Regions from separate parts of the Homo sapiens genome. Here region 1 is linked to region 2. The links are chromatin loops, found by intact Hi-C in ENCODE. Cell type or tissue: MCF 10A. All regions are shown on one strand. Links, peaks and the distances in the headings refer to the core of each region. The heading gives the core; the rest is flanking DNA.

What was found. Peaks named below come from ENCODE experiments on the same cell type or tissue, not always from the same donor. Only the 100,000 strongest peaks of a DNase experiment are listed, where the experiment ranks them.
Region 1: a loop joins it to region 2, with 7 times the contacts of the local background. A loop is called at or near these places in 3 of 110 quality-filtered maps.

Annotation. Positions count from the first base shown.
Region 1 is chr1:103,506,917-103,523,582 of GRCh38, forward strand. The region is part of intron 1 of RNPC3-DT (RNPC3 divergent transcript); the gene reads right to left. It also overlaps the pseudogene RN7SKP285. Among named protein-coding and RNA genes, the nearest start is that of RNPC3-DT, 10 kb to the right of the region's middle. In MCF 10A, for the core only: a CTCF peak has its summit at 8,202; a DNase peak (open chromatin) is centred at 8,185.
Region 2 is chr1:102,963,014-102,973,943 of GRCh38, forward strand. COL11A1 (collagen type XI alpha 1 chain) reads right to left here. Exons shown (of 67, transcript NM_001854.4): 37 at 7,206-7,259; 38 at 2,474-2,527. Among named protein-coding and RNA genes, the nearest start is that of COL11A1, 140 kb to the right of the region's middle. In MCF 10A, for the core only: a CTCF peak has its summit at 7,657 (motif pointing left); a DNase peak (open chromatin) is centred at 7,678.

The sequences.
Region 1 (16,666 bases), core at 3,904-11,903, 550 kb after region 2:
TCAATCAGTAAGGATTCTTTTGATTGCAAGTGATAGGAAACTCAACAAAGTTGGATGACAGAAAAAAAAAAAAAAGACACTGGCTATCATATGGGTAGAGTTATTCCCAGGACAGAAAGTGAACTTGACCAGAATAAATTTCCAGGCTCTACTCCCTTCAGAGACCCTGATCTTAGGCCATCTTCTCTCCTTTAGCAAAATGTCCTGCTACTTTCAAGATACTGGTCATTTCAAGTCCAGTGTTGAAGAGAGGATCTGTTTTGGCATTTTCACCACAGAAGCCCTGAAGTGTACTTTGATTGGATCAGCAGTCCTGCTCACTACCAGATCATGATTACTTCAAGCCAATATGAGTTTAGCCTTGAAATAGGGTGAGGTAACCCAGTTCAAACTTTGTGTTTGAGAAATGGTAAGATAGGGAGAAGTTCTACATACATAGGATAAGCTTTATTGCATTACTTTTTTTTTTTTTACATTTATTTGCACTGCTCAGAGACTTTTGCCAATTATTTCTTTTTCTTGCTAGGTTGTATTTTATACAGGATAAGCTGCTAGTTTGTTTAATTTTAGGTAACTGTGGTGTTACTGAATAACTGTACTGACCAAAATCTTTTATTTAGCAAATATTGACTAGATGCTAGCCTTCTATTGGTTAAGTATGCCATAACCATTACCAAGAATAGTGTAAGATACTGTTTTTGTTCTTAAGGAATAGCTATTCTCTGACTTAATTAAATACAATAAATAATCTAGCTAAGATTATTTAAAACTTGCTATCCAAAAGTAGTTAAAACTTTTTAAATCTTGACAGAAGCAGAAGAAAGCTTTAAGTTTGTGGGGTGTTTTTTCATTATTTTCTGAATGTAGAAATAATTTAATGAGCCTTCGGTTAAAAAAAGTAAAGCAAAGATCCTAATTTGGGATTAAAAAATGTAAAAAGATGAAGAGTTACCTATTTTGTATAATGTTGTGAATAATTTCTTTACTGTGAGAGAAGTTGCATTAATGTTGCTTGCTTCTTTTATAAGAATAGATCTTAGCTAAACTTAGATTAAGACAATGTCTCCGAAAAGTATTCATTTTGCAGAGATAGGATATCTGTCTCCTTTGTCTGCCTATCCTTATTGAAAGAGTTACACACAGGAATAAATCAAAACAAGATACTAGATAAAGGTGAGAAGGTAAAATTTGAGCTTAAGCAAATGGAGAGATTCTTTAGGAGCAGGACTGAGGTTGTTGGAACCCAACCTGGATTATTCAGCTCTAATTCCCTCACAGGGTATTCTTCTACATTGGGAAATTTACCAGTGTAGAACGATACTGTGTCCTAGTGGGTACACCCTGTTGGATATTCCCTGATGGTGCTTTCTAGAACAAGACCTATTCATATTAATAGGAGTCAAGGTGTTTCCAAAGGGTGTTGGAACTCCAACTGTCAGTCATCTTGGAAGGGAGGAGATTCATGATGGAAAGTAAGGATTTGGAATTGAGACTTGAACATCTAGGAAAATAAACTTTCTCAAAGGCATTCCTTTTTAAATAAGAAGTGAATTCTATAAGCAGAAACTAAAGAGAGAAGGGGCCAATAGGGTACCCATATAACACCAAAGAGGACTTAACTATAAACTCTGGGAGTATTCATCTCTAGTTTCAAGCTTTCTTCTTAAAAATATATTGAAACTTTCTTCTATTATTCCCCGTCTTTAATACATTATTGTTAAAGGCTGAGGTAACGGAGAGAGAAAATTAAGGAATGAACCTACATCCATATTTGAAACACGATTGCCACACCCATCAAAAAGTGGCAGAGGAGGGGAATGTAAAGCAAGAAAAGTAGGGAACTAAGATGGTAATCAGCAACCCATACAAATTTGTAGGACATACAAGCATTTGGGGGTAACTTGGTGACATTTGAAGTGAAGACCATTTTGCAGACTAAGCCTTCTGAAATCATACAGAAGAGAAATTTAGATTACTTCTGAAGAAGTATAAACCCATAGGTAGATACAACAATATAATGTCACAGGAGGTACAGATACGTAGATGCACAGTGTTAGGCAGTGTCAGAATCCTACAAAACATGATTTGCAGAACAATGTATAATCACACAAAAAAGTTAACTAAACATTGCTAACCATTACAAACCAATATGAATGGTAATACTGAGTTCAATTTTTATAAATACATATTAATAATACAGGAAGAGAAAGGAGTAGAAGGAATTATACTAAGTTGTTAGAAGATTATCAATAGTTGTTAGGGTTACATTTTTTTCTTTTGTGAATCAGTATAGTTTCAACAATAACTACATATTATCTTTTGATAACAGTAATGTATAATTTCAACTAAGTTATAATCATTATTTAAAAAGTGAGACAGTGACAAAATCTCAGAGATTTGTAGGATAGTATATAGTTGAAAAATGTACTTGGATAATGCCTTCTCATTATATTAGATTATGTCATTAATATCTTCTCAAGTTGGATATAAAATAAATTTATGAGTCAGATTTGAAAGGGAAGTTGGAAATGGGGTAGGAAAAATAAAGAGGAAGTAGAAGTCAATGCAAGTCTCATACAAGTCTTCCGTAATACAGGAAATCACTGTCAATGAATGTTTACTTTTACATTGAATCAATTAACCTGAGAGAGACTATCAGTATGTTTGAATCCCTACATTGCTAATGGTAGCATCTCAGCTATGTTTGGGTTGACTTGGAAAAAAATCAATGCCAGAATAAATTAATATTCATTTTAAGACATTCTTAAAAAGTAGAATAAAGTAACAGATAATCACTTAAAAATTTTTACTTTAAGTTCTGGGATACATGTCCAGAATGTGCAGGTTTGTTAACTAGGTATATACGTGCCATGGTGGTTTGCTGTACCTATCAACCTGTCATCTAGGTTTTAAACCCCACATGCATTAGGTATTTGTCCTAATGCTCTTCCTCCCTTGCCTCCCACCCCTCGACAGGCCCCAGTGTGTCATGTTCCCCTCCCTGTGTCCATGTGTTCTCATTGTTCAACTCCCACTTATGAGTGAGAACATGCAGTGTTTGGTTTTCTATACCTGTTAGTTTGCTGAGAATGATGGTTTTCAGCTTGAATCATGTTCCCACAAAGGACATGAACTCATTATTTTTTATGGCTACATAGTATCCCATGGTGTATATGTGCCACATTTTCTTTATCCAGTCTATCATTGATGGGCATTTGGGTTGGTTCCAAGTCTTTGCTATTGTAAATAGTGCTGCAATAAGCATACATGTACATGTGTCCTTATAGTAGAATGATTTACAATCCTTGGGTTATATACCCAGCAATGGGATTGCTAGGTCAAATGGTATTTCTGGTTCTATATCCTTGAGGAATTGCCACACTGTCTTAATGATTGAACTAGTTTACACTCACAACAACAGTGTAAACGTGTTCCTATTTCTCCACATCGTCGCCAGCATCTGTTGTTTCCTGACTTTTTAATGATCACCATTCTAACTGGTGTGAGATGGTATCTCATTGTAGTTTTGATTTGCATTTCTCTAATGACCAGTGATGATGAGTTTCTTTTCATAGTTTCTTGGCCACATAAATGTCTTCTTTTGAGAAGTGTCTGTTCATATCATTCACCCACTTTTTGATGGTTTTTTTTTTTTTTCTTGTAAATTTAAGTTCCTTGTAGATTCTAGATATTAGACTTTTGTTAGGTGGATAGATCGTGAAATTTTCTTCCCATTCTGTAGGTTGCCTGTTCACTCTGATTATAGTTTCTTTTGTTGTGCAGAAGCTCGTTAGTGTAATTAGATCCTATTTGTCAATTTTAGCTTTTGTTGCCATTGCTTTTGGTGTTTTAGTCATGAAGTCTTTGCCCATGCCTATGTCCTGAATGGTATAGCCTAGGTTTTCCTCTAGGGCTTTTATGTTTTCAGGTTTTACCTTTAAGTCTTTAATCCAACTTGAGTTAATTTTTGTATAAGATGTAAAGAAGGGGTCCAGTTTCTGTTTTCTGCATATGGCTAGCCAGTTTTCCCAGCACCATTTATTAAACAGGGAATCCTTTCTCCATTGCTTGTTTTTGTCAGGTTTGCTGAAGATCAGATGGTTGTAGATGTGTGGTGTTATTTCTGAGGCCTCTGTTCTGTTCCATTGGTGTATATATCTATTTTGGTACCAGTACCATGCTGTTTTGGTAACTGTGGCCTTGTAACATAGTTTGAAGTCAGGTAGCATGATGCCTACAGCTTTGTAGCACAGGGATCAATGCAATAAGAATAGCTAACTATTCTAAAAATATATGCACCCAATACAAGAGTACCCAGATTCATAAAATAAGTTCTTAGAGACCTACAAAGAGACTTAGACTCCCGCACAATAATAGTTGGAGAGTTTAACATTACACTGTCAATATTAGGCAGATCAAGACAGAATATTGACAAGGATATTCAGGGCTGAACTCAGCTCTGGACCAATGGGCCTAATAGGCATCTACAGAGTTCTCCATTCCAGATCAACAGAATATACATTCTTCTCAGCACAACATAGCACTTATTCTAAAATTGACCTATAATTGAAAGTAAAACACTCCTCAGCAAATGCAAAATAATAGGAATCATAACAGTCTCTCAGACCACAGTGCAATCAAATTAGAACTCAGGATTAAGAAATTCACTCAAAATCGCACAACTACATGGAAAGTGAACAACCTGCTCCTGAATGACTACTGGGTAAATAACAAAATGAAGGCAAAAATAAAGAAGTTCTTTGAAACCAATGAGAACAAAGAGACAACATACCAGAATCTCTGGGACACAGCTAAAGCAGCGTTAAGAGGGAAATTTATAGCACTAAATGCCCACATCAGAAAATGGGAAGGATCTAAAATCAATGCCCTAACATCACAATTAAAGGAACTAGAGAAGCAAGAGCATACACATACAAAAGCTAGAAGAAAACAAGTAATAACTAAGATCAGAGCAGAACTGAAGGAGATAGAGACACAAAAACCCTTCAAAAAAATCATTGAATCCAGGAGTTGGTTTCTTGAAAAGATTAACAAAATAGACCGCTAGCAAGACTAATAAAGAAGAAAAGACAGAAGGATAAAATAGACACAATAAAAAATGATAAAGGAGATACCACCACTGATCCCACAGAAATACAAACTACAATCAGAGAATACCGTAAACACCTCTATGCAAATAAAACTAGAAAGTCTAGAAGAAATGGATAAATTCCTGGACAAATACACCCTCCCAAGACTAAACCAGGAAGAAGTCAAATCCCTGAATAGACCAATAACAGCTTCTGAAATTGATGCAGTAACGAATAGCCTACCAACCAAAAAATCCCAGGACCAGACAGATTCACAGTCAAATTCTACCAGAGGTACAAAGAGGAGCTGGTACCATTCCTTCTGAAACTATTCCAAACAATAGTAAAAGAGGGACCCCTCCCTAACCCATTTTATGAGGCCAGCATCATCCTGATATCAAAACCTGACAGAGACACAACAAAAAAAGAAAATTTCAGGACAATATTCATGATGAACATGGATGCGAAAATCCTCAATAAAATACTGGCAGACCGAATCCAGCAGCACATCAAAAACTTATCCACCACAATCAAGTTGGCTTCATCCCTGGGATTGAAGCCTGGTTCAACATATGCAAATCAATAAACGTAATCCATCACATAAACAGAACCAATGACAAAAAACACATGATTATCTCAATAGATGCAGAAAAGGCCTTTGATAAAAGTCAACACTGTATCATGCTAAAAACTCTCAATAAACCAGGTATTGATGGAACATATCTCAAAATAGTAAGAGCTATTTATGACAAACCCATAGCCAATATCATACTGAATGAACAAAAGCCAGAATCATTCGCTTTGAAAACCGGCACAAGGCTAGGATGCCCTCTCTCACCACTCCTATTCAACATCGTATTGGAAGTTCTGTCCAGGGCAATCAGGAAACAGAAAGAAATAAAGAGTATTCAAATAGGAAGAGAGGAAGTCAAATTGTCTCTGTTTGCAGACGACAAAATTATATATTTAGAAAACCTCATCGTTGGCTGGGCGCCGTAGCTCACGCCTGTAATCCCAGCACTTTCGGAGGCTTAGGTAGGTAGATCACGAGGTCAGGAGATCGAGACCATCCTGGCTAATATGGTGAAACCCCGTCTCTACTAAAAACACAAAAAATTAGCCAGGCATGGTGGCACGTGCCTGTAGTCCCAGCTACTCAGAAGACTGAGGCAGGAAAATCGCTTGAACCTGGGAGGTGGAGGTTGCAGTGAGCCGAGATCATGCCACTGCACTCCAGCCTGGGCAACAGAGCAAGATTCTGTCAAAAAAAAAAAAAAAAAAAAAAAAAAAAACTCAGCCTAAAACCTCCTTAAGCTGATAAGCAACTTCAGCAAAGTCTCAGGATACAAAATCAATGTGAAAAAATCACAAGCATTCCTATACAACAATAATAGACAAGCAGAGGGCCAAATCATGAGTGAACACCCATTCCTAATTACTACAAAGAGAATACAATACCTGGGAATACAACTTACAAGGGACATGAAGGACCTGTTCAAGGAGAAATACAAACCACTGCTCAAGGAAATAAGAGAGGACACAAACAAATGGAAAATAATTCCATGTTCCTGGATAGGAAGAGTCAATATAGTGAAAATGGCCATACTGCCCAAAGTAATTTATAGATTCAATGCTATTCCCATCAAGCTACCATTGACTTTCTTCACAGAATTAGAAAAAAAACCACTTAAATTTCATATGGAACCAAAAAAAGGGCCCGCACAGCCAAGATAGTCATTTTTCATAATAAGAAGACATACTAAAGTATGAATGTTTGTATTCTGCCCAAAATTCTTATGTTGAAATCTTACCTCCCAAGGTGATAGATAATATTGGGAGATGTGGCCTTTGGTGTGGTGATTAAGTCATGAGTGGATTAATGGTCTTATGAAAGAGGCCCTAGAGAGCTGCCTTGACCCTCCTACCATGTGATGACATAGTGAGAAGGCATCATCTTTGAATCAGGAAATGGTGGAACTCAGCAGACACTGAGTCTGCTTGTGCCTCAATCTTGGACTTCTAAGGCTCCAGAACTGTGAGAAATAAATTTCTGTTGTTTATTAGCTACTAGTTCATGGTATTTTGTTATACCAGTCCAAATGGACTAAGACAAGAGGAAAAGAGGGAAAAAGTATTTTAGCAGTTGTAAGAAAAGTAACCACATTTCTTTCTTTTAACCTATAATATGACGCATCAAGGCACAGAAAAAAAGGATATCAAAAAATAGTTAATTTTTAGGTCTATTTTATTCAGTAGCTAACTTCCTAAAAGAAAATAATGATTCTTTCTAAATATTGCTGTACTAAAAACAATCAGCACCATATTAAAGGTACTATTATTTATATTTGTTTACATGCCCACAATTTTAATGTATTTTGGTAAATTTAACTTGCCAAAGCATATATATACATTTAACCAATTCTAAGAAATTTATATTTATGAAGATAATTGTAATAATTCAATAAGATGATCATTTACAGATTGATTATCTAATTTGTAGGTTCCTTAACACTCTTTTTTGTTCCTTTACACCAGGAGCCTTTTGATAATTTTGCTAAACATAGGTGAAGCTGGACAGGTACAATAGCATTGAGCCTAACAGTTTCTTTTTCCAAGATGGTACATTGAGAGTTTAAAATAATCAAAAGGGACATATACTTCACATTGATATAGGGTGGCTAGTAATCAGAAAAAAAGACAAAGTTCTTGCTCAAAAAGGGTAGCTTATGTCTTAGACAAAATCAAAACATATTTGGAACCAGCAGGTAAAAGGTATGATTTTGAAAGACTTGGGAAACATCTGTTGATAAAGAATACATTAAGAGACCTTTTTAAACATTGCTTTTTAAATAGAAACGTGTGAATATACTAACAAAGGGTCAATGGCATGACAGTAATGCTAAAATGCATCACTATACAAAAGAGCTCCCCAGGAAGGTAGAGTACCTAATGAAATGAAAAAAAGAATAAAATATGGAAAATTATTATTGATAAGTAAATGTTTATCATCCTACCAGTCTACAAAAACACATACATGACATTTTCCCCTATTTAGGGCTACTCTTCAGTTTCTGGTCTTAAAACATTTTGCCTTGGCTGGGACAAACTTGCCATCTAGTGACAATGACTGGTAATTACAGAATATGAAAATAGGCCCAGTGCACTCAAACATACATGCATGCATGATCTCAAAACTGAAACCAGCTTTTTATAAAAAAGTTCAAAGAATATTTATAGAGTACACATTACAAACTGTGGCTTGAAGATAAAGTGATGGATAAAAATTAATATGGCTCCCAAAAGTTGAACGAAGAAGACAGATATTATTCAAATAATCACCAATTAAATGTTAAAATAACAAATATAACAACTTCTACAGCACTCTGTGCCACATTAATTAATGTAATACTCATAAGCCTATGAGATATACATATCATTATCTCTATTATATATTTGAACATTGAAAAAGACAGATTAAGTAACTTCTCCTAGGTCACATAACAGAGCAGGTATATAAATCTCAGATATTTTGCCTCTCAAGTCTATGATTTAGCCACTTCTGAATATAAAACTAAAAGTGTAATAGTGTGGCAAACACAAGCAAGGTAAATACATGATTGGAAAACTTTCATTCATTCATTTATTCATCTGTTTATTCACTCATTCAACAACTACTTATTGCATACCTATAACGTGCCAGGTACTACTTTTGGCAGGTGAACAAAGTAGCAAACATGACAAAAACTCTTACCTCATAGAGCTTCTAACAAACAAATGCACGTGCACACACACACACACATTAGTATATATTTTGGGGCTGTTATTTTACAAGAAATTAATAAGGCAAGGTTAAGTTATTAGTGTTGGTTAGGTGAGGAGAAATGCTATTTCCAGAGATGGCATGAAAGTCCTCTCTGAGGAAAGCACATCTGAATAAAAACTGAGTAAACATGAGGGATATGAGCATCTGGAAGAGGAATGTTAGAGAGATAAAGGACATTTGAAAAGATTCGGTTTTTTATTTTATACCCCCACTCCCACTGCTGCAAGAATGACTAATGGGGGGTGCTCATGAAGCAGAGAAGTAGGACATAAGATGATAGAAGTACCAAGAAGGGCTTTATATGACAAGAGAAAGACTGTAGGTCTTATTCCAACTGTGATGGGAAGCCAATAAAAGGTTGCAAACAGGAAAGTAATCTGATGTAATTTATGTTTTTAAAAATCACATGAGTTAGTGTGAGGAAAATACACTGTAGAGTGCCTAGAATAGAAGCGAGGAAACTAATCAAGAGGCTATTGGAACATTCCAGGTAAGAGAAAATGATGAAGACATATGATGAAATCTAAAAGTCAACCAAATCACATTTTCCAATAATTATAATAAAAGGGAAATTGTATGTGTCATAACAAGCCAAAGAGTTTTCTGAAAATCAAATGAAAGGTCACATTTAGATGAGAATCAAGAAAATCATTAGGGGTGTGGCCTATGCAGCATATTTGAGTATAGAAAGACAAAAATATGTGGGTGTCTTTAAGAAAGTATAGTTTAGCTTCCATGTAGCATAAGGTGAATGTAAGGGTGAAACATAAAGAGTCAACTAAATGGAGGGACTTAAAGGATTCCGGAGATAAAAATTAGGCTCTGCTTTATTTTATTTCTTTTCTCTACTTTCTTAAGCAGCTTTCAGCCCTATAACAACTCAGTTACATACTGGTTTTCATCTACTGTGATATATGTCTTTTTAATACCTTTGAGAGTGTTGGGCACAGAAAATGTTATTCAGGCATGACTAATAAATTGCTCAAAGACCACCAGACTATGACACATCTATGGTCTGACAAAGGTAAGTTTATCATTTTGCAGCAGTAAAAAAAGACTACACAATTGATGGGGCATTTTGCCAAAACAGATGAAGGAAGAGCCAGCATTCTGATTCATTTAAGAGTAAGGTGGGGTTTAAATAAAATTTAAATGAACAGTTCTTTGATAGGCTGAAAGAATAGCCTGGCTGTATTAGCATAAAGCCTGGACTAAGAAGTGGGTATAGGGTTCTGTTTCCTTGAAATCTACAAAGTTAAGATGACTGTGGAATCTTGTATCTGAAAAACATTATCTGAAGCTTTGCACCTGGGTGGAAAATTGAGGCTGCTTCTCTGTGTCAAAGTACCCACATAGCTTAGCTCTTCAGGCAATAGTGGGGTGTTCCTGTCTCACTAACATAATTTCAAAAAGCAAAATTTCTGACAGTTTGTAATTTTTACAGAACAAAGTTTTTCAATGCTGTCACTGGAGTTAATTGACAAAAGAAATCATTTCATACTTTTACACCACTATAGCTTTTAGTATATTTTATTAAAGTTTAATTTTAATACCTTGGTTTTGATATGAGTCAGGAGCATCCCTCTCTTGTGACTGAATAAGGGGGAGATCAGAGGTACTTAGAGAGTTAAGTGAGGGAAAAATTGTCATTTTGTTCAGGCCACTTGTAAGTTAGTCCTAAGAAGTTTGAGATTTCCTGGAAAATAATTGACATCTAGACCAGCAAATCACTGTAGGTGGTAGCTGGACTCTATGTGTATAGGGCCATACCCAAGAGGTTTATCTGTTGGGGTGAATGACTCAGAGGGGTTAGAGGCAGGAACTGAAGAAGAATCGTAAGAGGTCAACCAGCAAGTATATTACTGATATCATGAGACTATATGGCATAAATGCTGCAGGGCCCTCAAAAGGACAACTAAGGTGACCCATATATTTGGTTGCCTGCCTTGATAGGACATCAACAGCAAAGAGAGAACTACTTTTCCCAGTGGATTCTAAAGCAGAAAGAAAAAGAGATGAAGAAAATGAAAGAAAAGACTACGTCACCTTCCCCACCATAGGTTCCCTGAGCTTAGAGAAGGGTGTATATTTAGAAGTGAGATTAGTATTAAAAACTGAACTGAAAGTGAATCTTAATTATAAATAATAGATTGTTTTTAAAATCAAAATAAATAGGAATGCTAAGGGTGACTGCAGAGAAGGGAGATCCAATAAAGCATGTTGAAATTGTAAAATAGTTTGTTTTGTTTTCTGATTTTCTTTTGGTAGCCCCATTAGGTCCAGCTAATTCAACCTTTCAGCATCTGTATGTAGATGCTTTTATTTCTATAAGATAGATTTGAAAAGCAGAATTACTGGATCAAAAAGTATGGTAACATTTATCCAAATAAATATGAAGATTTACTTTTCTAAATGCCTGTGACAAACATTTGCCCTCATGCACACACCTACATTAAATTTTATAGCTATGTATAATGTTTTCCAGTTTGAGAACTGAGAATTGGTATATTCTTGTGGGGTCTAATTGGCATTCCCATTACCAATAGTAAGGTTAAACACCTTTCCATATGTTAATGGGCCATTCAGGTTTCCTTTTTGTAAAATCACCTGTTTATATTCTTTAAACACATTTTTCTATTAATTTGTCTTTCTTTTTCCAATTTTTTGGTACCAGCTGTATTTTCTGACGTTTTTACGTAAGAGAAGATAATCTAGCATTGTCACATTACAGAAAAACAACTACTTATGACAGTACCATTTATCAGGTGAAACATTTTCTCTAGGCATCTTCTGAAATGTTTAGTACATTTTAATTTTTTGATTGACTAATGTATTAGTCTGTTTTCATGCTGCTGATAAAGACATACCTGATACTGGGAAGAAAAAGAGGTTTAATGGACTTACAGTTCCACATAGCTGGGGAGGCTCCACAATCATAGTGGAAAGCAAGGAGCAGGTCACATCTTACATGAATAGCAGTAGCCAAAGCGAGAGTGCTAGTGCAGGGAAACTTTTTTAAAAACCATCAGATCTCATGAGACTTATTCACTATCACAAGAACAGCATGGGAAAGACTCGCCTCCATGATTCCTTTACCTCCCACCGGGTTCCTCTCACAAAATGTGGGAATTGTGGGAGTTACAATTCAAGATGAGATTTGGGTGAGGACACAGACAAACCATATCAACTAATACTTAAATGTATAGGTTTATATTAAGAAAAATAGCCTTCCAGGTTGCATACATTAAAAAAAATGTGCCATCCAAATGGATTCCAAATTGTAAATGGAGTTAAGAAAGTATTTTAGAACAGGAATATTTTTCGGGTGCTATTTCCCTATCTTCTCTAGATTCCATCCCAGAACAGAAGACATAAGCAAGCTATACCCCATAAGAAAAGGCTAATTACCCCTGCAATAGCCAAAAGTTCACATAAATCCTGCCTCTGTTCATTTGTTATTTAAAGGCAGAGACTAAGTCTACAAATAACTATGTGTGAGATCCACACATAATCTAATCTATCAATAAATAACAAAAATAATATTGACATTTTAACTTTCTGATCATTTTGCATAGAAATCTTTAGACAGGTTTCCTAAAGTCATCATGCAAACCACTGAATATGTAATCCCTGGTTGTCAGCAGTGTTTTTTATTTTCTTGATAATAACATTAATTTATTCACTGATAAATGTTTTAAAACATATGTCAAATATTCACTAATATATATTTTAACATTCAATGATCATTAATCTATTTGTAAGGTACTATGTTAATGCTTGGAAGATATACAGACGAATATAGAAATTCCTGTCTTCAAGGAGCTTATTAGTAATAATGAAATTATGTACATAATTATTTATAATAAAATATATTTATGATAATTTTATAACAGAGGTGAAAAGTTCTACAATAACAAATGGGATGAAGACATGAATTCTACCTTGGGAAAAAAGAAAAGACTTTGATGATGTTTGTTTTAAGTTACTAAGTAATTGGATGGCTTATTACACAGTGACAACCAAAACACTGAAAAATCTAGTGTTCAGGTTTTTTGTTGTTGTTGTTGTTATTGTTGTTTTTGTTTCCTTTGCCAGTATGGGAAGAGAATAGAGGAGGCAGAGATGGTGTTGACTGACAATGAAGAATTTAATGAGAAAGTCATATGTAAGCATCTGAAGAAAGTCAGGGAGCTAAGCATGCAGATATCTGTAGGAACAGCATCCCTGAAAGAGAGAATGGTAAAGGCAAAGGTCTTAGTTATGGGTCTGAAGTGTTCAAGCACAGCCAGAAGGTCAGTGTATTTATAGCAGAGGGAAAGAAGAGGGGAAGAATAGATGAAGTCATAAAAATAATATACTGGAGGAGTTAGATCATGTAAATTCTCACAGATCAAAATAACTTCAGCATTTACTCTAAGTGAGGGGGAAAGCTACTGCAGAGTTTTGAAGATTTAACAGAATCACTCTAGCTGCTGTGATAAAAATATATTGAAGAAGCAATATATTTTTAATCATGTTAAAATGGACTTTTCATGGTAAAAACTAGTCCTAAGCTATCAATACCTTTAAGAGAAAAAAGTTATTTACTACTTATGCAAAGTTTGGTGGGAGGGAAGTTATTCTGTAGGGGAGCTGTCATTGATGTGGTGAGTTGGTACTCTAGGCTATGTTTAGCTTGAGGTTCTATCACCTCAATATGTGGCCTACATGATCACTGTTTTCATACCCAATCTTCCATGCAATACTCTGGAATTGACACATGTTGCTTTCATTAACACCCCATCTACCAAAATGAATCACATAGTCCCAACTAACAACAAGAGAGTTGGGAAATGGAAAGGAATATATGAAATAATTGTTGAGTCTTACTGTGTCGTCCAGACAGAAAGGGCAAAAGTAGGAGACTAGCCATGAGGCTATGACAATATTCCAGATAGATCATGGCTGCTTGGACAAGGATGGTAGAAACAGTGGGAACAGTGAAAAATAGTCAAATTTTGAATATAATTTGAAGGTAAGATAAAGGGAATTTGCTGAATGTCAAGGCATGAGATATAAAAGATATAAAGGAGTCACAGGTAACTGAGATGGGAAAAACTGAAAGAAAAGTTTTGAATACTATCAAGAGCTCAGTTTTAGGCCTGTTAGTTTTGAGATGCTTATTACACAACATTGAGAAAATGTCAAGTAAGCAGTTCAATATATGGATTGGGAGTTTAGAGAAGAGGTTCAGGCTGAAGATATGATTTGGTAGTCATCAATGTGTGGTTCTTAAAGCCATAAAACTGAATGAGATGACTTGTCCAGTACAAGTAGGGCAAAATGAGAAAAGATTGAGCATGGGAAACTCCAGCCTTTGGAGGTCAAGGAGATGAAGAGCAATCAGCAAAAGAAACAAAGAGAGTGATCAGAATGATAGGAGAAAAACTTGGCAAGTTTGGTGTTCAGCAAGCCAAATGAAGGGAGTTTGGTTTATTGGTTGTTTGTAGGGTGTTTTTTGTTTGACTGTTTTTAGAGCAGAGTAAACAACTGTGTTTGGTGAGCAATGCTTATAGATCAAGTAGGATAAGATCTAAGAAATTACCACTGGATTTAGCAATGTGTAGAGGTCACTGATGACCTCGAGAAGGGCAATTTCAGAAAAACAATTGGGATACAAATCTGATTGGAATATTCTAAACAGAATATGGGAGAAGAAAATTGGAGACAACAAATATAAACCACCATTTCCAAGAGTTCTGCTATTAACAGAAAGAAATGGAATGGTAGCCAAAGAGGAAAGTGGAAAGAAGAGAGTTTTTAAAAATTATTTTATTTGCTTTTGGCTTTTTTAAACAAAAGGGTAAATAATTGCATTTGTATACACTGATGAGAAAGGCTCAGTAAAGTACATGAGAAGGCAGGAGATTTACTTCCCGAGAGAGGTTAGCTTAACCAAGACTCACAGATACAGTTAGGATTAATAGGTATGGGAATCCTCTATAACTTGGTTCACTTTTTTTCCCCAAATGAGATTAAGAAGCAAGGTCACCATCTAAGAATGAAAGTGGGAAGGATTCAAGGTGACAGGAAATAGGAGAAAGCATGGAGTCAAAGATTTACTAGAGTAAGGCAATGAGAGAAAGTGAGATCGAACAGTAGGAGAAGTGGTGTGTTTTGGAAACCAAGGGAAGATAGCGTCTCAACGAAGAAGTGGTCAAGTATGCCAAGCATTGCTGAGAAGCTAAAATGAGAACTGAAAAGGCCTATTAGATTTAGTAACTGGGAGGTAACTAGTGACCCTAAGAAGAACTACCTTGTGGACTGATGGGATCAGAAGTCAGGAGCACACTTTGGAGTGAATGGGAGATGAAGAAATAAGAATAATTATGTCTCTCTCTTTAGAAGCTTGGCTATGAAGGGTGAGGGGAATGCTTTTGGCTAGAAGCCAGGACAAATATTGGGATCAACCCTTCTCCCTATTGTAGTTCTCCAAAGCATGCCAGAGATAGGACCCAGCAGTTTTCCTGTCTTCATGCGGAAAAATGGGGAGTTTGGGGGTAAAAGGGAAGATGTAATAGGGAAGTACAAGTAGCCATGTGGTCAAGTGAGGAAAACTAGGGACATAAACCAAAGGAAGCAAAAAAGGTAATTCTGTCTGAGAAGGTACTCAGTAACATGGAGGAACTGATGAAGATGAAAATTAACCCAAGAAAACCACCACATTAGCGGGGACCTCCATCAACACACAAAACCCCTGAGAATAAGAATGAGATAAAGAACCAACAATTGCTCAGTGAAGTCAGACACTCCCAAGCTCCACTACTTTTCCCGCCTCCCATTCCCCAACATAGAAAATCAAGACTGAAAATGAGTTAAATTCACAGTTCTCAAACTGTGCTAAGGTGCCCCAGGTACCCTTGCCACCTTATAGAGGTACTATAGGATATTTTAAATATTTGAGGGAAACATAGCAATACTCACTGTTTACCAGACACTACCTGAACTACCAGCTTGAGATGTTTCTCAATTTGAACATTAGATACTGTTTAATTCCTTTTAAGAATGTCATATATTTGAAAAGCTGGGTTTTTGGCTGTTGCTCTCATATAAAACAAGTGCTTCCTGGAAAACCAGAGTGGAATAGGAAATAAGGTGGCATCAAGGGGTGCTAGAAAAAACTGCTGGGACAATAAAGCTACCAATAACTGAAAAAGTTTGGCAACTTCTGGGCTAGACAAAGAGGAGGGAATGAGAAAGGTACTTCTCAGATACGACCACACATACCTACACTCAGACACAGAAAAGATTAGAGTGTATTACATATTCCTGCAATCCTTTAGGTCAAGCCTGATATGAGGGGAGTGTAAGAAGAGACACCTTAATGGAGTTTGGACTTGACATCTCTAACCAACTGTACTGATAGCAACTGAAAGTGACTAGAAAATTATGACCTCTACCTGAGATATTGTCAAGGAAAGGATAAGGTAGATTTCATTGAGTACAACTAAAAGCAATTAAGTAGAGAGAAAATAAAATTCTGTCATGTAACTATTCCACTCAGTCATGATACCTGAATTACAGTAGATAATGACCATTAAACTCTGCCTGATAGCCCCTGTAGTAATTCCTAACCGTAGGAGGCAGTGGTAAATATAAAAGTGAATTCCTTCATGCATTCATTCATTGAATAGATATTTACAGAATGTGCACTATGTCTGGAACATTTTACTAAACATAAGAGTCACAGGGAGGATGTGACGGTCATTTTGCA
Region 2 (10,930 bases), core at 2,664-10,663:
TTTGCTTAATACAATAATTTCTGCAGAGTGTGGCCAGTCCAAGTATTATGAAAACTATGATTTTTAATTACAGTTTTATCCCATTCCTTCTTTTCATATGAGGTGTCAAATCAGCTTAGTAGTAAAGAGGCATAGAAACCACATTGGTAGCCACTCAATGAATCACTGCTTGAAAATAAACTTAGGGCCATGAGAACCCAAAAAGCCAGTGGTTCTCCCTGGAATTTCCATGGACTGAAAATTTCTCTACTATTAATCTATATTCATTTGACAAAGTCTAGGGAATGTGGCATGGGATCCTGAAGGCAGTGAGTATGGGTCAGCAGTTCCTCTCGGCCAAAGGCTGTAACAAATGGTCAGCTGCCTTAAATTGCAGCAAATGCCAAAGTGAACAATATCAGGTCATTTACGTGTCCCCTGAGTGGTGCTGTTTTGTGGTGCTTGAGTATAGCAGGCTTTCATGTATAAATAGAGGATGGTGATCAGTTGCTCTCTATCTTAATAAAAAGCAAAATGAAGGGTTTAAGTTAAACAAAGAGAAAATTTTTAGATGCTAAGGTTGTTAAACAGGAGAATGTGTTCCTGCACTTGCTTATGAAGTATAAATATTTTTTTCCTAAAAATGCAACATAGTCTTAACTATTTATCTTGGATAAGGTATACACCTGTCCCAATTTGGGTATACATTTCTAGGTTTAAATTTCTTTAATTATACAATTGCTGTAATTTCTCAACTTAACATTAATGTGTAAACATTTATCCAAAACATGATGTTTTCTTAACTATCTGAACACCAGAATTTGAACAGTAAGGAATACAGAATTAACCATAATTGAACAGCGATCACCGAGACAAAAATGATCAGAGATTCACATAACTGTTTAAAGAAAAGGGTGCATATTCAGTATTGCAATCTATATTATTCCCATTAAACCAAATCTTTTGTCTTCACATGAAAGTATGGCTACATTTAAAATAGGCTGTTGGTTTTTTTTCTCTTAAAAAGGACCAATAAAAAATGTAATTCAAGGAAGGTGCATCTTCAGTAAAACACCAGTATTTTTATGCCTTCATGTAAAGAGGGGAACGAAAAAAGAACACAAGTCTCAGAAGTTTTAGATGACCACATTGAACAGAATTGTATTTTTGAAAGATGTGAGGTCCTAAAATATTTAGTTACATTCCATGATGTTTATATTTTAGTTAAGAGTCTAATTCCATTTCTGTTTATGGATATTAAGTATAATAGGAATAATTTTTCTAGTTAAATTTTCTCACAGAAAATAGTTATAAAGTTGTTTTAAACAGGAAAAATGAAAGTATTTTTGGAGGAAGCTTTCTAATTACTGAGAAAGTATATATAATGTTTTAACTAAAACTGATAAGCAGTTAAAAAGAAGCCTTCAGCACAAGTAAGTAGTCATGTTTACACACTCTATAAAATAACATCGTATTTCCCTTGCCTCAGGGTTAACCTCTGAAATAAAATAATCAATAAATCCAATGATTCTTCATTTTTGCTTCTGTTATACATATTCCTAAAAACAAGATGCAGTTTTGTTGTTTCTCTAGGGGTGTGTGTGTGTGTGTGTGTGTGTATGTGTTTGGATGTGCATGTGTGTGTCCGTGTGCGCATGTGTGTGTGTATGTGTGTGAGTTACAGTGTTGAGAACTATTTAGAGACAGAGAAAAGACTAAACCAATTAAATAATTAAAATACGTATTCACCTGCTTTTGCTCCTTTGTTATAATTTGGTATTAGCAGGGGCTAAATTCCAGTCCAGAAACTAAATGTGTTCTGCCCATTCAATATGCTTTGCCAGGGAAGAAAAACATTATTTTCTATTACCATGAATTACTCTTTGTAGTTATTTTATACTATAACTCAGGATACTGCACCAATTTTTGAGACTTCTTCTGCCACCTATCTTGAAATAAATACTTGTCTTTTCCACTATTTTGTATATCCTCAAAGATAATTAATATTTTATTTCTGATATTCATTATTATGAAGGCAAAAATCTTAAGAAACACCTAATATGTTACAAATATTAAAATTTTAGAATGTATATTTCTAAATCTAATTTATACTCAAAACCATGAAGTCATTTTATAATTTAAAATTCTAGAAAAAGATAATGGCCCACCTATTTACAAAGAACTTTGTATTTTTATTAGTAGATGGTGTCATAGTCAGGCTTTAGTGTTAAATTCAGTGTGAACTTTCTGATTTACTTTCATTTATTTTATTCTTCTCTTTTATTCTTACAGGCAATTGAAAAGTTGCTTTAGTTAGGTAATAGTTTGTTGGTTTCATTTGATGTACGAAAGCTGCATATATTTAAATGCAATCTGAAATAAAAAATACATCATTTTGAATCATAATAAATTTAGAAGATTTTACACAACTTAGGAAGGTTAAAATGTAAACAAAAAATAAATCTTGCTTGGGAAATAAAGCAAAGGAACATACCTGTGGTCCAACCACTCCCCCTGGCCCAGGAGGGCCGGTCTTGCCTTGAAATCCCTAAGGAGGCAAAGTATTATTTGTAAAAGCTACATACAACACAAAGCATAAATCAAAATTCTATGAGATAGCTGAATAAGTCACATTAAAAGAAAGTCACCTATTGACTAAAAATATTTATTTTCAAATGCTTAAATATGTTTAATATGTTAAACTTATTTCAGTTTTCATTAAAATTCAAAACTTGCCATTTCAATATTTCACATGGTAGGGCAATAATTACCTTTAATAAATGAAGCTAGAGTAAAAATGTGTTCTTAGCCCCATTCCACTAGGTCAAACAACATACAGAATTTTAACCCAGTAATGTTTATGGATGAAGTAAATGATGATTTAGACATTCTTTGAAACAGTTTACTGATTGTTTATACAAAGGTAAATTCACAGCCTGTGATATTAATACATTTCTCTCTATTGTATTCCAAAAATCTCATAAAACAAGATATAAAAATAGATCTACTAAAATAATGCTTTGCATAGTTAGTAATTATTTTAGCGTTTATCAATATTCTTTCTTGTAAGAAACTCAAGAGATATAGTCATAAATGCATTTTGAAAATAATTCAGTCATTAAAATATCATCTGGTTGATTTGAGCAGAATATACTCACTAAATAAAACTTCTGGGCATATATTCTGGTATTTATTTTTCTCTAGGCTGTGGGTTATTCATTCCACATAATTGTGTGAATATAGGTAAATTTCTTACCCATGAGAGTTAAGTTACTTTTAACAGCTGGAGAAGTAGATAGAAAATATTGGGAGAAGTTTCGAAAGAACTGAATATTTTATTCCCTACAACATCTGGTCAGACTGAAAATAATAAGATTAGAAAAAAAATGGGTAGGAACTAGCAGTCTCACGTTAGTATCACAATGTTCCCAATAACTATGAATGAATTATTTACAATAATAAAATTGTATAAGTAGGTAAAGAGTCTGTAATTATTGCAATTGATGCTACAGGGAAAGAAAATAGAGTTCTATTTTAAAAATCTATTAATTCAGACTTTCAGGGTTCTATTTGAGCTATCATTATGAATAGCAAAAGCAATCATTTCTGGGGGGAAATGTCATAAAATTTATTTAGCATTTTATAAGCATATTAGTCGCTTAATTTTTTCATCAACCAGTTGGTTTGGAAATCTGTTGTCAGATTTACATACACACATACCTAAACACATATATACATGTGTGCATATGTGTATGTGTGTCCCTGGATTATCTCAACAACCTCCATCACCACAATTGCCATCTCTATGCTGATGAACTCCTCCATTCCCAACTATTTATAAACCTCTAATCAGTATGAGCCCTAAAACTCTCTCAGTAAGTGCCTACTAGAAATTTCCAGTTGTATATCATGCTCTCTCTTCAACATTCCTAACATGGAACTTGCTGAATGTATCTTCTCCTTTGATTTTCCTTCTATGTTCTTCCCCTTTTTAATGGCGTGTCTTCAGATTCCAGACTTTTCTTCAGTGCCCATGCTTAATCAGTTATTTTATCTGAATGTGTCACGTGAGAAGGTCCCTCAAATACAGCTTCTTCTCTCTTATCCTAGTAGACCTGTCTTATTCAAACTATAATCATCTCTTTCCTTCACCATTGTTGAGTTTTCAAATAAGGTTTACTAACTTGTTTACATTAGGCAGAATCATCACCCACAAAACCAAACATAATAAATTCTTTTTTTTTTTTTTTTTTTTTTTTTTTTTTTGAGACGGAGTCTCGCTCTGTCGCCCAGGCTGGAGTGCAGTGGCGCGATCTCGGCTCACTGCAAGCTCCGCCTCCCAGGTTCACGCCATTCTCCTGCTTCAGCCTCCAGAGTAGCTGGGACTACAGGCACCCGCCACCAAGCCCGGCTAATTTTTTGTAGTTTTAGTAGAGACGGGGTTTCACCGTGTTAGAAAGGATGGTCTCGATCTCCTGACTTCGTGATCCGCCCGCCTCGGCCTCCCAAAGTGCTGGGATTACAGGCGTGAGCCACCACGCCCAGCCAATAAATTCATTTTTAAACATATAGATGACAAAGTTCTAGCCAATAGGGGCCCAGTATGCAAATTCAGTTACTTCCTTTGCTTTGATAATGTATCCTAAATTCTAGCCATGCTGATCTTCCTACCTTTTTCTGAATAGCCACACACCATATATTTGTATGACCTGTTTCCTCTGTCTGGGTTATTCTTCCTCCAATTTTTAATCATTAAATTCAACAGGAAGATATAAAGGCAATTCCAAACTTTTTAAAAAAGTCTTATAAAGCATTTTGTCTTACTAACTGTGAGAGCAAGAATCACACACAAAATATTGCAATAATAATTAAATGTAATAGATTAAAAATCAATACTTAATTGCAGAAAGTCTCGACAAAATTACAACATAGACTTGCACTCATACATCCTAAGGGGAGAGAGGAAGTCTTGGCTGCTAGCCCATTTGTGTGAGTGATGGATTTGGGAAAGCTGGAAGACAGCATTGCCCATATGTCTGCTCATTCAATCCATTCAGAGTGTTTGCAAGTATCTAATACATTTGATCTTGGGGATCTTACAAACAAACTACACAGGAAAACTTTTACAGTTCACAACAAGTTGTGCTTGTTCAATATTGTCATGTAATAAGACTACACTTGCCACTTAATTTCAGAGTAGCTAGTCAAATTATGTTTTTCAAAGTTGCTGAAAATGGAAATTAATTGGACATATTCATGGGTAGTTTGAAAAATATGCTGTTACAATCCAACAGAAATGTGATTCCTATTCTGATAATCTTTAAAAGACTAAGCCAATTTTAGGACCAATACAGCATTTGGCACTATGTTTCTGAGACAAATTTGGGTCATTTCAATATAATAGAAACCATTTCTGAAGCTGTTTAAGGCCACCAGGAAAAATTGGGAATAGTTTCTATTATACTGAAACAACCCAAATGAATGTAAGATGTCAGAACAAACATTTAATTAATGGATTTCTGGCTGGAGACAAATCTCAAATATAATTCAAAAATTTATCCATTTAAATAAGATAATAAATATATGGCAAAGAATGCCCACTCTAGATTGTGACTCCTGTACAAGGTGATCCTTTGAATCTGGGTCAGCAGAGAACAAAGTGAGAAAGAAAGCTTTGAGGCTATAGGACGATTCACTATTCCCTTAAAGTGGATGTGAAATCGGGAATATAATTTTTTCAGAAATAATCCTGGCTTTTATCTGTGAAAAGCTACAAAACAGAAACATTCATTCTAGAAACATTATGCTGTTTTTCTTCTATGTTTAAATCTCAATGTTATATGTGATATAATTATTTTTGTTAGAAGTGGAAGCTCCAGATTAAATCATAGACATAAAGGACTTTATAACAGTAATTCTCTGGGTATCCTTTCCCCACAAGACATTTTGGAATATTCTATAGTTATTCCCAGAAAGTTATACAATGACTTCATTAAAAATGATTTGGCTGAAAGATTTGAATGATAATGCATTTGCAAATTGAGTGTTGACTCTCCTTTAGAAAGTTTATTTCTGCTCCTCATACAGATATCTTTCCCAAGAGGATATCCAAACAGTTTTTTCTTTTGTCTCACTAAATCATATTTCAATTTTGCTTTTGAAATCCAAGACTCCAAAGTTTCTCATCTGGCTAAAACTAAGAAATGGTGAAACTAAGAATTGCCACATGGTAAGCAAGGCAAAATTGGGTGGCTGCTGACAAATTGTTTCCTCCATAGCAGAAAAATCATATTTTTTTCAGATTTCAGATTTATTATAGTACATTGCTATGCAACTCCAATATGTATTCAGGGTGCCCCCTACCCTAACATGATTTTCAACCACATAGTCAAAGGTAGTCTGCATTTGTGGTTTCCTTGAGAAGTCTGGATAAAAGTAATCATTGGTGAGAAGCAAGAATTGATTCCATGGAAATATGCCAATCCATGATGATTTCTGATTAGAATGACAATCCACTGGGATAGCCAGATGTCTGATTTTGAAAGGGGCAAAATAAATAAACTCACCAGGATTCTTAAACCATCACTGAGCTGCCAGTTTCCTCTCTGCCCAAATTGTTATACACATGGTAAGTTGTTCAGTCAATTTGTTTACTGTTATATTCTTTATAGGTTTTAAGTAAAATTTAGTGACCGTTTTTGATTTACTTTTTCCTATTTCACATGGAAAGATGCTTTTGACATAGTTCCCAACCAGTTATAGCCGATGGGTCCAATATCAGCAAGTATTTAATCCCTTAGTTCTAGATAAAAGAATGTGGTATTATGATCATGGCTATTCGTAATCTGTTGCCTTTAGAGTGGAGAGATGATGGGTTTGAGTGGAATGTATCTATAAACAGTCTTCAGTGAAAAGAGTGAGAGGGAAAATCTTGAGGAGATGTCCAAAAAATAATGGTGTCTTCTCCATCAGCTCATCCTTAAAATGCTGCTATTGACAATAAAAACAATCATATCAACTAACATCCTATTTCCTGAAGTATATTTCTTGTATCTATTTTTGTATTTATATATATATGTATATTTCAATAAAAGGCTTAATGGAATTAATTTTTCCATTTTTCTCAACCTAGTAATTGAAATGTTCATAATAAAGTAGCTTTCTATGTATGAACTGATGAGGTGCTAGAGATGGAAATTTTTAATAAGAGTAACAAGGTCACTTACAGTCTCCCCACGTTGCCCAGGGTGTCCTGGCAGCCCATCCTTCCCAGGTGGTCCCTGAAATTACAAATATTAAATACCACATGTCATAAATATTTAATTATTTTATAGTCTAAATGTGACATGTTAGAAAATTTTCTTTTCTTTTTATATTTCCATTAGCTATTTTACTTTGCTCTTCTGTTGATTTTATATATGATAATATGCACATATATCTCTTCAATATAATTCTGTAGCTATAGCTGAAACCAAAATAAAATAGTTGAACTCTTTTCTGAATATTTTACATTTAAATATATTTCATTTGCATCAATCATTTGTAAAATAATATTTGCAAAGGTTTGTATTTTCGTTTTTGTGAAAAATATTACTTCTTTAGCACTTCACAAATGAGTATTTCCCCCTTTTTGGTGATTTGTTCCTAATTCAATTCCCGGTGCATCAAAACTTGGATAACAGAGAGAAATAGTGCCCTCTAGTGGTAATCCGAGCTTCTAACTGACAAGAAGGCAAAAGAAGGCCGGGCAGGGTGGCTGACACCTGTAATCCCAGCACTTTGGGAGGTCGAGGCGGGAGGATCAAGAGGTCAGAGGATCAAGACCATTCTGACCAACATGCTGAAACCCCGTCTCTACTAAAAAACAAAAAAGTAGCCGGGCGTGGTGGCACACGCCTGTAGTCGCAGCTACTCGGGAGGCTGAGGCAGGGGAATCCCTTGAACCTGGGAGGCGGAGGTTGCAGTGAGCTGAGATGGCGCCACTGCACTCCGAGCGAGACCGTCTCAAAAAACAAAAAACAAAACAAAACAAACAAAAAAAAACCAAGAATGCAAAATAAATACAAACTCATAAAAAATGGCATTTTATCTCTCAAATTTTTTCAAGTAAAGGAAACAATACGTTATACTCAATTCTAGAAGTCATCAGGACAAATTTTTCCCAGTAGATTTTCTTAAATGTCCTCTTGGAAGCATAATGTTTGTGAAGTACCACAGAGCAAATCTGCTGCTATCACTTTGTATAAAGGATGCTGTCTTTGTCATGGCTTAAGAAATAAATGAAGCAATTAACTACAAACAAAGTGAACAACTCTGTGAGGGTCCTATATTTTAAATACTTAGTAGAAAGAAACTGCTTCTTTAGACTGCCTTATGGATTATTCATTCTACTCAGTAACCATTACGTATCAAGTTCAAATTTCAAAACATGGTCAACGGGTAGAGATAAAAATACTATCACCCTTCTAGATGAATGAAGAGAAATGATTCTTTTAATAATAATATTTTAAATTATAACAGGTACACCTCTCATTGTATGTTAATTATTTAAATAAAATTGTTTTTGAACATCTATTTTTAATATATGTTCTTATAGAGTGAGTATGAAAAACAGGCTTTGTTCCAAAATGTTATTTTCTCAAATAGCTTTCTTCCAACTGAGGGAGACTTTTTCCAGGTTGGCTAGTTACTTCAGGAGAAAGGTTCTTGGTGGTGCCAGAACCATCTTTGCTCCCTTAAGTCATGTGTATTGACATCCTGGGTGCCCTGTAAATTAACAACTCTAATTAAAATCCGTTATGCTACTTCACAACATCATGGCTTGCTCAGTGACTTCTTCAGGTTTTCCAGGGCTACTACTGCCATCCTCTTCTTCAAAAAACAAAACTGGAGTGTTTTTAACCAAGGACCCAAAACATTCTTGGATGTCATTTAACCATGGCTTCTTTAAAAAACATATATTACATACCCACGTATCATTTACTAGGTGTATACTAATGCTAAGACTTAGTTTTGCCCTCAGTTTGGAGGTGACATACAGAAATAAGTATTTAGTTGATTGGTAGTAGACTTCATTGAGGTCCAGTTTTACAAAATAGCAAATAAAACAATTTCTGTGCCTTATCACTGGTTTGATATATTTGGCAATAAACTTGCTTTCAATTCTGGGCAATAATAAAAGTTTTATAGAGAGGATGACAGCTGAAGGATATCAATTATGTCTGGCTTTTTTTTCCACCATACTAAAGTGCTTCTTAAATGATGTACTTTGCCACTAATACAAGACTTACTTTTTTTTAACAAAGCTGTAAATATAAGATTAAATATCTCATATTTGCTGACATAGATAACACATTCATTGCAAAATATTATAATACTTTAAAATAGCGATCTTAGGTCTAAGCGATCACATCCTGGGAAGAATGCAACATAATATTTAATGGCTTTCCTAGATAGACTGAGGGAGTAGTGTTAATATACTGCATTAAGAATTGGTGTCATTATCATTTTTCTTGATTTAAGTATGTACTTCTAATATCAAGCAATTAGCCCTAAATAAATATAAAGGCCACAAACTATTAACCAATGAAATAAGCAGACTAATTACCAAATAATTTCACGGTATCTATGTAAAAGTAATAATTTTTTCATCAAAATAGGCTTCCCAGGCTTCCCCTTTGATCTAGCTGGTACAGGACAGAGAGAACAAATTCATCTAAATGAGGGTATGCAGATTTGGCGAGAAAATCTGTGAAAACTTGTAGGTAATTGTTTAAGGATGTTTTCTCACTTCTCATTGGCACTGAGTTTTGACTTTTTCTATTCTAAATAGAATGTTTCTCATACTAGTCATGCTATAATTCTTAATCATTTCAAGTTAATGTGTTTTTTAAATGGATGGCTGCATATTCCCAAAATATGCCGATATGGGCATGATATTAACAGAATCTGAAGGGAATATTTAGATCCATATATATATATGTCTGTGTGAATATACATCATATATATATAAAATTTTTTCCTGCTATGATGAAGGAGATGAACCAATTAATTTACAGGAAGAGGTTTTTTCTATCTCTCTACCCCAACTTCTTCTTTCTATATCAAACAGATGAAGCCAATTCTGTCCCAAACTGCATAAAACTGCATACTAGAGAAATGGGGTATTTTTATTTCATGCTCTAATGTTTCACTTGTTAGAGAAACATAGTATAAAAATCACTTTGTTTATCAGTGAAAGAAATACTCCTTCTTGTCTCTCCTACTAGAATGCATGCTTCTCAAGTGTAGGCATTTATTATGCTTCTGATACCTCTTACAGACAAAATGCATGCACGATCAATGGCTCAAAACATGTTGAAAGACACATAACACAATGGGCTGAAAAAGTCTGATAAAAAAATGAGTCAAATGGGTTTCTTTGACAATGAAACAATATTACATGAGCCAAGCAGTTCTCAACAATACATACAAACATAAATGGTACAATACTGAGGTTATATACGTCACTAAACTTTATGTTCCTAAACAATAATCTAATATACAGCTTAAAATAATTATAAGAATGTTTATAAAAATATACATACAGTGACTTTTGAAACTGTTTTCATTTCTCTGTGAAACTTTGCAGAGTCTTCATGTTACATTTGGAGCAAAACTGACATAGTAGGTAAGCATTATATGCAGGTAGTACCAAGGTTACTTTATATTTAACACTAGCCATATGTATCGATCTTTCTATAACCTTGTAATACAGATAACAATACTTTCCTAATATCTTTGCAGTAATAATGCAAAACTCTTCAGTGGTAAATAATAATTTAAGCAGGGTCTAAAAATTATTGTAAAAAGTTAAGGATTGTCTTAATATTTGATGTTTAATTATTTCAAAATAAATAATTCACCAATATGACTTGTGTGCACATTAAAGTATGGGTAGTATTGTTCATCT